2 separate regions of the Homo sapiens genome follow, and region 2 is linked to region 1. A link is an interaction called in ENCODE POLR2A ChIA-PET data of the cell type or tissue named here. Cell type or tissue: A673. All regions are shown on one strand.

The links. Peaks named below come from ENCODE experiments on the same cell type or tissue, not always from the same donor. Only the 100,000 strongest peaks of a DNase experiment are listed, where the experiment ranks them.
Region 2: POLR2A ChIA-PET joins it to region 1 with 6 read pairs; 5 of 35 experiments call an interaction of 5 or more read pairs at or near these places.

The regions. Positions count from the first base shown.
Region 1 is chr1:155,871,064-155,876,063 of GRCh38, reverse strand. All of the region lies in intron 2 of SYT11 (synaptotagmin 11), which reads right to left. Among named protein-coding and RNA genes, the nearest start is that of SYT11, 14 kb to the right of the region's middle. In A673, no CTCF peak of the experiment used is centred here; DNase peaks (open chromatin) are centred at 2,023 and 4,563.
Region 2 is chr1:155,760,788-155,765,787 of GRCh38, reverse strand. GON4L (gon-4 like) reads left to right here. Exons shown (of 32, transcript NM_001282860.2): 21 at 1-788; 22 at 2,224-2,476; 23 at 3,414-3,598. Among named protein-coding and RNA genes, the nearest start is that of DAP3, 74 kb to the right of the region's middle. In A673, no CTCF peak of the experiment used is centred here; a DNase peak (open chromatin) is centred at 2,267.

The sequences.
Region 1 (5,000 bases):
CACCACACACCCACAAAAATGACTTGTTAGGCACTTATTAAGTGCCAGGCACTCTCTGCTAGAAGCTAGGGCTGAAAAGATGGATACTGAGGAATCCTACCCTTAAGAAGCTCCCAGGCTAGTTCACTATCTACTCAGGTATGTCTGGTGCAGGAAAGAACAGCGGCAGCAAATATGCCAATTAACTCATCAATAAAAAACAAGAAATAAGCCTAATAGTTTGTGCTTTGATTGTAGGCCTTAAGTCATCTCCAGGAATGAAACTGTGATATTTCACATGATTTTAAAAATTTATTGAGTCTATGTTTCGTCCTAGGAGCATATGGAAATGTCTCTCACAGGGCATAAAAAATAACTAACTAGGCTGGGTATGGTGGCTCACGCCTGTAATGCTAACACTTTGGAGGCCGAGGAGGGCGGATCACTTGAGGTCAGGAGTTCAAAACCAGCCTGGCCAACACGGTAAAACCCCGTCTACTAAAAATACAAAAAATTAGTGGGGCATGATGGTGCACACCTGTAATCCCAGCTACTCAGGAGGCTGAGGCAGGAGAATCGCTTGAACCCAGGAGGTGGAGTTTGCAGTGAGCTGAAATTGTGCCACTGCACTCCAGCCTGGGCGACAGAGTGAGACTGTCTCAGAAAAAAAAAAAATCTAACCAAGGTTTAAACCCACTCCTTAGCTTTTGAAATTGAAATACAAAAGGGGATCAACTTTAAAAATATTTTCATGTTTTTTCTCTGCTAGAGAGAAGCCCCACATTTTGTCCTTACCCATAACATATGTATTGTCAGCTTTTTTTTTTTTTTTTTTGAGATGAAGTCTCGCTCTGTCACACAGGCTGGAGTGCAGTGGTGCGATGGCTTACTGCAACCTCCACCTCCTGGGTTCAAGCAATTCTCCTGCCTCAGCCTCCCGAGTAGCTGGGACTACAGGCACATGTCACCATGCCCGGGTAATTTTTGTATTTTTAGTAAAGACGGGGTTTCGCTACATTGGCCAGGCTAGTCTCAAACTCCTGACCTCATGATCTGCCTGCCTCAGCCTCCCAAAGTGCGGGGATTACAGGCGTGAGTCACCATGCCCGGCCTATTGTCAGCTCTTAATCGTATCCATGGAAAGTATCCTCAGCCAGTTTTATTTTATTTTTATTATTTTTATTTTTATTTTTTTGAGACGGAGTCTTGCTCTGTCACCCAGGCTGGAGTGCAGTGGCGCGATCTCGGCTCACTGCAACCTCTGCCTCCCGGGTTCAGGCCATTCTCCTGGCTCAGCCTCCTGAGTAGCTGGGACTACAGGCGCCTGCCACCATGCCCGGCTAATTTTTTGTATTTTTAGTAGAGACGGGGTTTCACCGTGTTAGCCAGGATGGTCTCTATCTCCTGACCTCGTGATCCGCCTGCCTCGGCCTCCCAAAGTGCTGGGATTACAGGCGTCAGCCACCGCGCCCGGCCTTATTTTTATTTTTGAGATAGGGTCTCACTCTCTTGCCCAGGCTGGAGTGCAGTGGTGTGCATTCACTGCAGCCTTGACATCCAGGGCTCAAGTGATCCTCCCAACTCAGCATCCTGAGTAGATGGGACTACAGGCATGTGCTACCAGGCTCAGCTAATTTTTGTATTCTTGGTAAAGATGGGGTTTTGCTATGTTGCCCAGGCTGGTCTCAAACTCCTGGGCTCAAGTGATCTATCCGTCTCAGCCTCCCAAAGTGCTGGGAATACAGGTGTGAGCCACCATGCTTGGTCCCTCAGCCAATGTGTTTTTGTTTGTTTTGTTTGTTTTTCCCCTCGAGACAGGGTCTTGCTCTGTCACCCAGGTTGGAGTGCAGTGGCACGATCTCAGCTCACGGTAACCCCCACCTCCTGGGTTCAAGCGATTCTGGTGTCTCAGCCTCCTGAGTAGCTGGGATTACCGGCGTGAATCACCATGTCTGGGGTTTCCGCCACGTTGGCCAGGCTGGTCTTGATCTCCTGAGTGGAAGCCATCCGCCCACCTCAGCCTCCTTAAGTGCTGGAATTATAGGCGTGAGCCACCATGCCTGGCCCTCAGCCAGTTTTGAATTACAGTCTGGTTGCTCTTGCCAACCAGTATACTTCTGGGCTTTTTCCTTTTGCCAGAAATCAGAATGTAATCAGTGAATATAAACTCATTTTTACTATTAGCCACATCAAATGAAAAGTAATCCCATATGGAAAAGAAAATTGAATGGATTCCAAAACATTCAGAACTGAGCTATCCAATACAGTAGCCACTAGCTACACGTGCCTATTTACATTTTAATTTAAATTAAATAAAATTAAAATTATAGTTCCTCAGTTACACTAGCCACATTTCAAGTGCTCAATAGCGACATGTAGCTAGTAGCTACCACACTGCATGGTGCAAATATAGAACATTTCTATCATCATTAGACGGCACTGATCTAGAAAGGACTTTTGCATTGTTTTGGCTACTGCTCCCGTCTGTTTCCATGAATAATAATAAAATGTTAGCTAGGTTTGATATATCCATTTCTGGGGCCATCCTTCAATACTGAGTATCTAAATACTAAATATGCAGTCTTTAAATATGATTCTAACTTTATATACAGAGGAAGGATAGGTGGGGGAAAAGCAACGTTTCATTATTTCTTTTTTTTGAGACGGAGTCTTGCTCTGTCGCCAGGCTGGAGTGCAGTGGCGTGATCTTGGCTCACTGCAACCTCTGTCTCCCGGGTTCAAGCAATTCTCCTGCCTCAGCCTCCTGAGTAGCTGGGACTACAGGCACGTGCCACCACGCCCAGCTAATTTTTGTATTTTTAGTAGAAACGGGGTTTCACCATGTTGGCCAGGATGGTCTCAATCTTTTGACCTTGTGATCCGCCTGCCTCGGCCTCCCAAAGGGCTGGGATTACAGGCCTGAGACACCGCGCCTAGCCGACATCTGATTTTAAAAGCACAGTTTTATTTGCAAGAATAACACGAATGACAAGATTATAGCTTAGGTTTCCCGATTACTTATTTAAAATTCTGTATCCTAAATCATCCATTCTAGGAAAATCTTCCTAATCAAAATCCCCATGCCTCTTTCCTAGTTTTTTGGGAAAGTTGACAACTTCTGGTTACCCTTTTCATTTTTTTCTCCCTTAAAATCACTCCTCAGGCAACTGTCCTCCATCTGATCCCTCCTTCACCTTGTGCCATCTCACACGGGCAGCATGCCCATCCCCACTCAGCGCCGCTTTGTGATGCCCAAGTCTGTAGCCACAACACCACCTGAATGCCACTCCATTCTGCATTGAAGGCAATTTAATGTCATTCCCTCAAGCTCCCTCCCTTTCTCTTTCTACCCAATTCCCATTCCAAGTAGCTATGTCAATGGCTCTTTCTTTTGAAAGAGCCATTGAAGGCTGTGAGCAAGCTCTGTTTCCCAGCCCCTTGGCCTAGTGAGGCAAAGGCCCTGTTGGGGGGCAGGCAAGCAGAAGGACAAGGGGGAGAAAGGATTTTCTCATGCCTGACAGAGCTGCGGGGCTCGGCTCTCTGAGGGCAATCTCCTTGCTCCTTCAGTGGAACAGAGGAACAGGAACAGTGGTCCTAAAGAATACACTCAGAAGAAATAATACTTAGGCAAGGGATAGTCTGTTTTCCTATAATTAGCAGAACCTCTTTCAGAGTGATTTTCTAGCCAAGGAGCCCTTGTATTAGGTGGACCATCATAAGCTCAATAAACCCTTCTTGAGGCCAGATGTCCTGAGGGCCACCTCTAGCCTAAATCACAACCATGGGAAAACAAAACCTTAACATTCAATCCCATCCCCCTTTTCCTCCCTGCAATACACATACATGATCTGTTGCCCAGTCTGGAGTGCAGTTTGTGGTAATAGCTCACTGCAACCTCAAACTCCTGGGCTTCCCGCCTTGGCCTTCCAAAGTGCTAGTATTACAGGGGTGAGCCACTGTGCCTGGCCATATTTTCTTTTATTTTTTTATTTTTTATTTTTTATTTTTTATTTTGAGACAGGGTCTCCTTCTGTCATCCAGGCTAGAGTGCAGTAGCTTTTTCCTGGTCTATGTAATCCAGACCAGGAAAAAGCCCTTTACAGCCAGTGTGGCATGGTCCAGGGCAGCTCTAGCTGACGTTCACCAAGGAGAGATCCTACTTTGCTATGGTAGGGAGGATTTGGGATAGACATTTGCAGCCTGCACTTCTAGGGAACCTAGTGGATGAGTGACTAGGGAGATGACAGCCATGGCTCAGATGGAACATAGTCCTGCCTACGGGCACTGGTTGGGAAAATGGGTTTAGGAAGCCTGGGAGGCTGGAAGGCTCTAGGGTGGGGCTGCACAGGCTCTGGGTAACCTATCTCGGGCCTTCTCCAGGGCATGTGTTGCTCAGGATCCTAGCCCTGGCTTATCCCTCCTCAAGGGAGTTAATAAAGTGGAAAGAAATGTGGCTCTTGCCAAGAGCCCCTGGCAGCTTAGCAAATGCCATTGTCTGTGCTGTGTCCAGTGCCCTTGATTTGAGGCTGTTTTGTTCCCAGCCCAAATCAGTCCCTTTCATTGCCAGTCTCTTCCCAGCTGCAGCTTGGCACAGAGCCATGTTCTACTCCCAGCCTTGGGCTGCAAGTGTATAGCTGTCTGGAGGAGTCCAGCTGGTTGGTGACTTTACCAAGGTTGGAGTCACAGGGAAGGGTGTATTGGAAAGGCTCCTCCTTCAAGGAGAGGTAGACAAGGGAAGGAGTAGAGGATGGGAGCTGCTGTGAAGGGAATACGGAAACAGCAGAATGGGTCGGCAGAGCCCTGAGGAAAAAAGATGGGACAGGGGAGGGGAGAGAAGGGGATGAAACAGGCCACTGCTTCCATTTCTATTCACACCTTCTGATTCCAGTCTCAGAGGATGCGAAAACCCCTTCAGGGCTGGACTCTGGGATGTCTCATTGTATCCTGGCATTGAGAACCACAAGATGTTGTGGCAGTGTCTTGTTTATGCTCTGACGTTCACCAAGTTTTCCTATAATTAG
Region 2 (5,000 bases), 110 kb after region 1:
TGGACATTGCTTGTGCTGTGGCTGATGGGGAAAATGCCTTTCAGGGCCTAGAACCCAAATTAGAGCCCCAGGAACTATCTCCTCTCTCTGCTACTGTTTTCCCGAAAGTGGAACATAGCCCAGGGCCTCCACTAGCAGATGCAGAGTGCCAAGAAGGATTGTCAGAGAATAGTGCCTGTCGCTGGACCGTTGTGAAAACAGAGGAGGGGAGGCAAGCTCTGGAGCCGCTCCCTCAGGGCATCCAGGAGTCTCTAAACAACCCTACCCCTGGGGATTTAGAGGAAATTGTCAAGATGGAACCTGAAGAAGCTAGAGAGGAAATCAGTGGATCCCCTGAGCGTGATATTTGTGATGACATCAAAGTGGAACATGCTGTGGAATTGGACACTGGTGCCCCAAGCGAGGAGTTGAGCAGTGCTGGAGAAGTAACGAAACAGACAGTCTTACAGAAGGAAGAGGAGAGGAGTCAGCCAACTAAAACCCCTTCATCTTCTCAAGAGCCCCCTGATGAAGGAACCTCAGGGACAGATGTGAACAAAGGATCATCAAAGAATGCTTTGTCCTCAATGGATCCTGAAGTGAGGCTTAGTAGCCCCCCAGGGAAGCCAGAAGATTCATCCAGTGTTGATGGTCAGTCAGTGGGGACTCCAGTTGGGCCAGAAACTGGAGGAGAGAAGAATGGGCCAGAAGAAGAGGAAGAAGAGGACTTTGATGACCTCACCCAAGATGAGGAAGATGAAATGTCATCAGCTTCTGAGGAATCTGTGCTTTCTGTCCCAGAACTCCAGGTGAGAGCTGGAGAATATTCTCAAGTATTTCGTGGACTCAGTAATATGTATCACTTATTGATATGCCACCTGCTTGCTTGCTGCACTATGGATAGTCCTAAAATCATTTGTATTTGATTTGTGAATGCATTATGGGACATGATTGTGGAGTTGAGGTGAAATGAGATGGAAAGGATGAAATTTTACTTATTATATTAAACTCGTTTACACATTAAATTGAATCACCTGACCATACTTTAAATGCCTTAAAAAATAGTAATAGGCTGGGCTTGGTGGCTCACTCCTGTAGTCCCAGCACTTTGGGAGGCTGAGGTGGGTGGATCACAAGGCCAGGAGTTTCAGACTGGCCTGGCCGACGTGGTAAAACCCCATCTATATTAAAAATAACAAAAATTAGCCAGGCATGGTGGCGGACACCTGTAATCCCTGCTGCTTGGGAGGCAGAGGCAGGAGAATTGCTTGAGCCCGAGAGACAGAGGTTGCAGTGAGCCGAGATCACGTCATTGCTCTCCAGCCTGGGCAACAGAGCAAGGCTCTGTCTCAAAAAAAAAAAAAAAAAAAAAAAAAAAAAAATAGTAAATAACTGGGCACGGTGGCTCACGCCTATAAATCCCAGCACTTTGGGAGGCCAAGGCGGGCAGATCACCTGAGGTCGGGAGTTCAAAACCAGCCTGACCAACATGAAGAAACTCCATCCCTACTAAAAATACAAAATTAGCTGGGCGTAGTGGCACATGCCTGTAATCCCAGCTACTCAGGAAGTTGAGGCAGGAGAATTGCTTGAACCGGGGAGGCAGAGGTTGCGGTGAGCCACGATTGCACCATCTCACTCCAGCCTGAAAACTATCTTCAGGTTACAGAAGTTTGTAAAAGGGAACTTCTTCCCCTCTCCTGCTGTCAGGCCGAATGTCAGCTATCACTGGGATTTCTTTTTTTTGTCTTGTTTTGTGTGTGGTTTTTTCTGTGTTTTTTTTTTGTTTGTTTTTGTTTTTGTTTTGAGATGGAGTCTTACTCTGTCTCCCGGATTGGAGTGCAGTGGCATAATTTCAGCTCACTGCAACCTCCACCTCCCGGGTTCAAGCAATTCTCATGCCTCAACCTCCCAAGTAGCTGGGATTACAGGCATGTACCACCATGCCTGACTAATTTCTGTATTTTTAGTAGAGACGTGGTTTCATCATGTTGGCGAGGCTGGTCCTGAACTCCTGGCCTCAAGTGATCCACCCACCTCGGCCTCCCAAAGTGTCAGGATTACAGGCGTGAGCCACTGTACCTGGCCCATTGCTGGGATTTCATAACTCAAGGAATTCCCCTCAGGACAGCTGTAGTGGGCTCCCCATTGTTTAACTTCAGATTATCCTGATATAGCTTTGTGTTGTTTGCAATTCATGAGCCACTAAGAGCCATTATAAGTACTCTTTGGAGGGTTTTACAGGAAACAATGGAGAAACTGACTTGGCTGGCATCTGAAAGGCGCATGAGTCAGGAGGGTGAGTCTGAAGAAGAGAATTCTCAGGAGGAGAACTCTGAGCCAGAAGAAGAGGAGGAAGAAGAAGCAGAAGGAATGGAAAGCCTGCAGAAAGAGGATGAAATGACGGATGAAGCAGTTGGAGACTCTGCTGAGAAGCCTCCTACTTTTGCTTCACCTGAGACTGCTCCAGAAGTGGAGACCAGCAGAACTCCACCAGGTGAGCTAGGCAAACCTATACTGAAGGACCATTCTCACTTAACCTCATTGTCTAGAGGACAGTGTGCAGGGTGGGTAGCTTATAAACCAGGTGGAGGATTTCCAGAGGAAACCCTCTGGATCTCTTCTGCAACACCCCTCCCCCAAAACATGTTTAATGTGGTATCTTTGTGGAGAACAGATACTCAGAAATTTTTAATTCAATTCTCATCCGTTGCTAGATTTATATTAGCTTCGTTCACTTTCTTTCTTTTTTTTATTTTTTTATTTTTTTTTTGAGACGGAGTCTTGCTCTGTCGCCCAGGCTGGAGTGCAGTGGTGCGATCTTGGCTCACTGCAACCTCTGCCTCCCAGGTTCAAGCGATTCTCCTGCCTCACCCTCCTGAGTAGCTGGGATTACAGGCATCTGCCCCCACACCCAGCTAATTTTTGTATTTTTAGTAGAGATGGGGTTTTACCATGTTGGTCAGGCTGGTATCGAACTCCTAACCTTATGATCCACCCGCCTCGGCCTCCCAGAGTGCTGGGATTACAGGCGTGAGCCACTGTGCCTGGCAGTTCACTTTGTTAAACTGATTGTTACCTTATCTGTCATGTGTGGGGCTAAGACCCATGTTTATTTCAGAAAACACTGCTTGTTCCTCATCAAGACATAGTCTCTCAAAAGCACTACAGAAGCCACACTTGCTCTTTAGACTTCCTTTCTCAATATGAAGTAGCTGATTATCTTGTTGTCATCCCAATTAAGGCAGTTACACTGCAGACTCTGCGTAGAACTGACTTGACGGACTTAGTTCTCATACCATTTTCCCAAAAACCTTTTCCTTGAATTGCTCCATAATATTGAATAGGATTTGGCTGGGGTGGTGCATGTGGTGGAATGGGAAGAACACAGGTTGCAGGGACAGGGAAACAATCCTTTTCATGTGTGCTACAAGGAGAGAGCATCAAAGCTGCTGGAAAAGGCCGGAACAATCATCGAGCTCGCAACAAGCGGGGAAGTCGGGCTCGGGCCAGCAAGGACACCTCCAAGCTGCTGTTGCTGTATGATGAGGACATTCTCGAGCGAGATCCACTCAGGGAGCAGAAGGACTTGGCCTTTGCCCAAGCTTATCTGACCAGGGTAGGCAAATGCTGCTTCCTGTTATTGCCAGTCTCTATGAATGTGGCTGCTTCTTCAAGGGAGATGTTTTTCAACATAAAGTCTGTTTTTCAGGCTATGCAACAGGCTTCATATTCCTCTATCTTGGCTTTTCTGGCAAAAGATCTCTGTGACAGAACCACAAGGAGACATAGAATTCAATCATAAGTATGTTTATTGTTAGTACCCTGCCATCATCCTTCTGTTGACCAGAGATTGGCAGAAAGATGATACCACCATCATCAGTGGGAGGTTGTGACTTTACTGGGTGCGCTGATAAGGACCTTTATAGAACCTTTGGCTTGAGAAGAAAGATAGTGGGTACACTGGCCAGCAAGTGGATTTCAGGAAAATACATTGCTCTTAAGACATGAACCAGCTGGGCGTGGTGGCTGACACCTATAATCCCAGCACTTTGGGAGGCCGAGGTGGGTGGATCACCTGAGGTCAGGAGTTAGAGACCAGCCTGACCAACATGGTGAAACCCTGTCTCTACTAAAATACAAAAATTAGCCGGGTGTGGTGGTGGGCGCCTGTAATCCTAGCTACGGGGGAGGCTGAGGCACAAGAATCACTTGAACCTGGGAGACGGAGTTTGCAGTGAGCCGAGATCGCACCACTGCACTCCAGCCTTGGTGACAGGGCGACACTCTGTCTCAAAAAAAAAAAAAAAATGAACCAGGCTGGGCGCTGTGGCCCTTGCATATAATGCCAGCACTTTGGGAGGCTGGGGTAGGAGGATCCTTGAGTCCAGGAGTTCAAGACAAGACAAGCCTGGGCAACACAGGAGACCTCCATCTCTACAAAAATAAAAAAAAAATAGTGAGCTAAGCATGGTGGTGCATGCCTGTGGTCCTAGGTACTTTGGGAGTCTGAGGTGGGAGGATCACTTGGGCCCAGGTGGTTGAGACTGCAGTGAGCCATGATTGCATCAGTGCACTCCATCCTGGGCAACAGAATGAGACCCTGTCTCAAAAAAAAAAAAAAAAAAAAAAACCACACATAAGCTAACCACTTCTTGGTAGTGTCCTGGAGAACTGTGTCCTTCTCTTGGTAACCACCTGATTCCTTTATCCCCCTGGAAAGCAGAATACTGGCAATGATAGTCATAGCTTTTTCTTATCTCCTAATGTTTTACTGACATTCCTAACTTATGTATTATTTACTCTCAAATTACGCCCATGCTGAAATACATGTACAAACACATGTTACCTATTTCATTATGGGGCTGTAATCAGTAAGGAAAGGTTAGGGCTGTGACCTAGAGAAAAGCATTGCTTGGTTTTGTGGGTAGAACTGTGGAACGTGGAAGATGATTTTTCACTTGCTCACTCCCAGAAAAAGATCTTTACCTTGCCTATTGCTCTGTGTCTTCCATTAACAG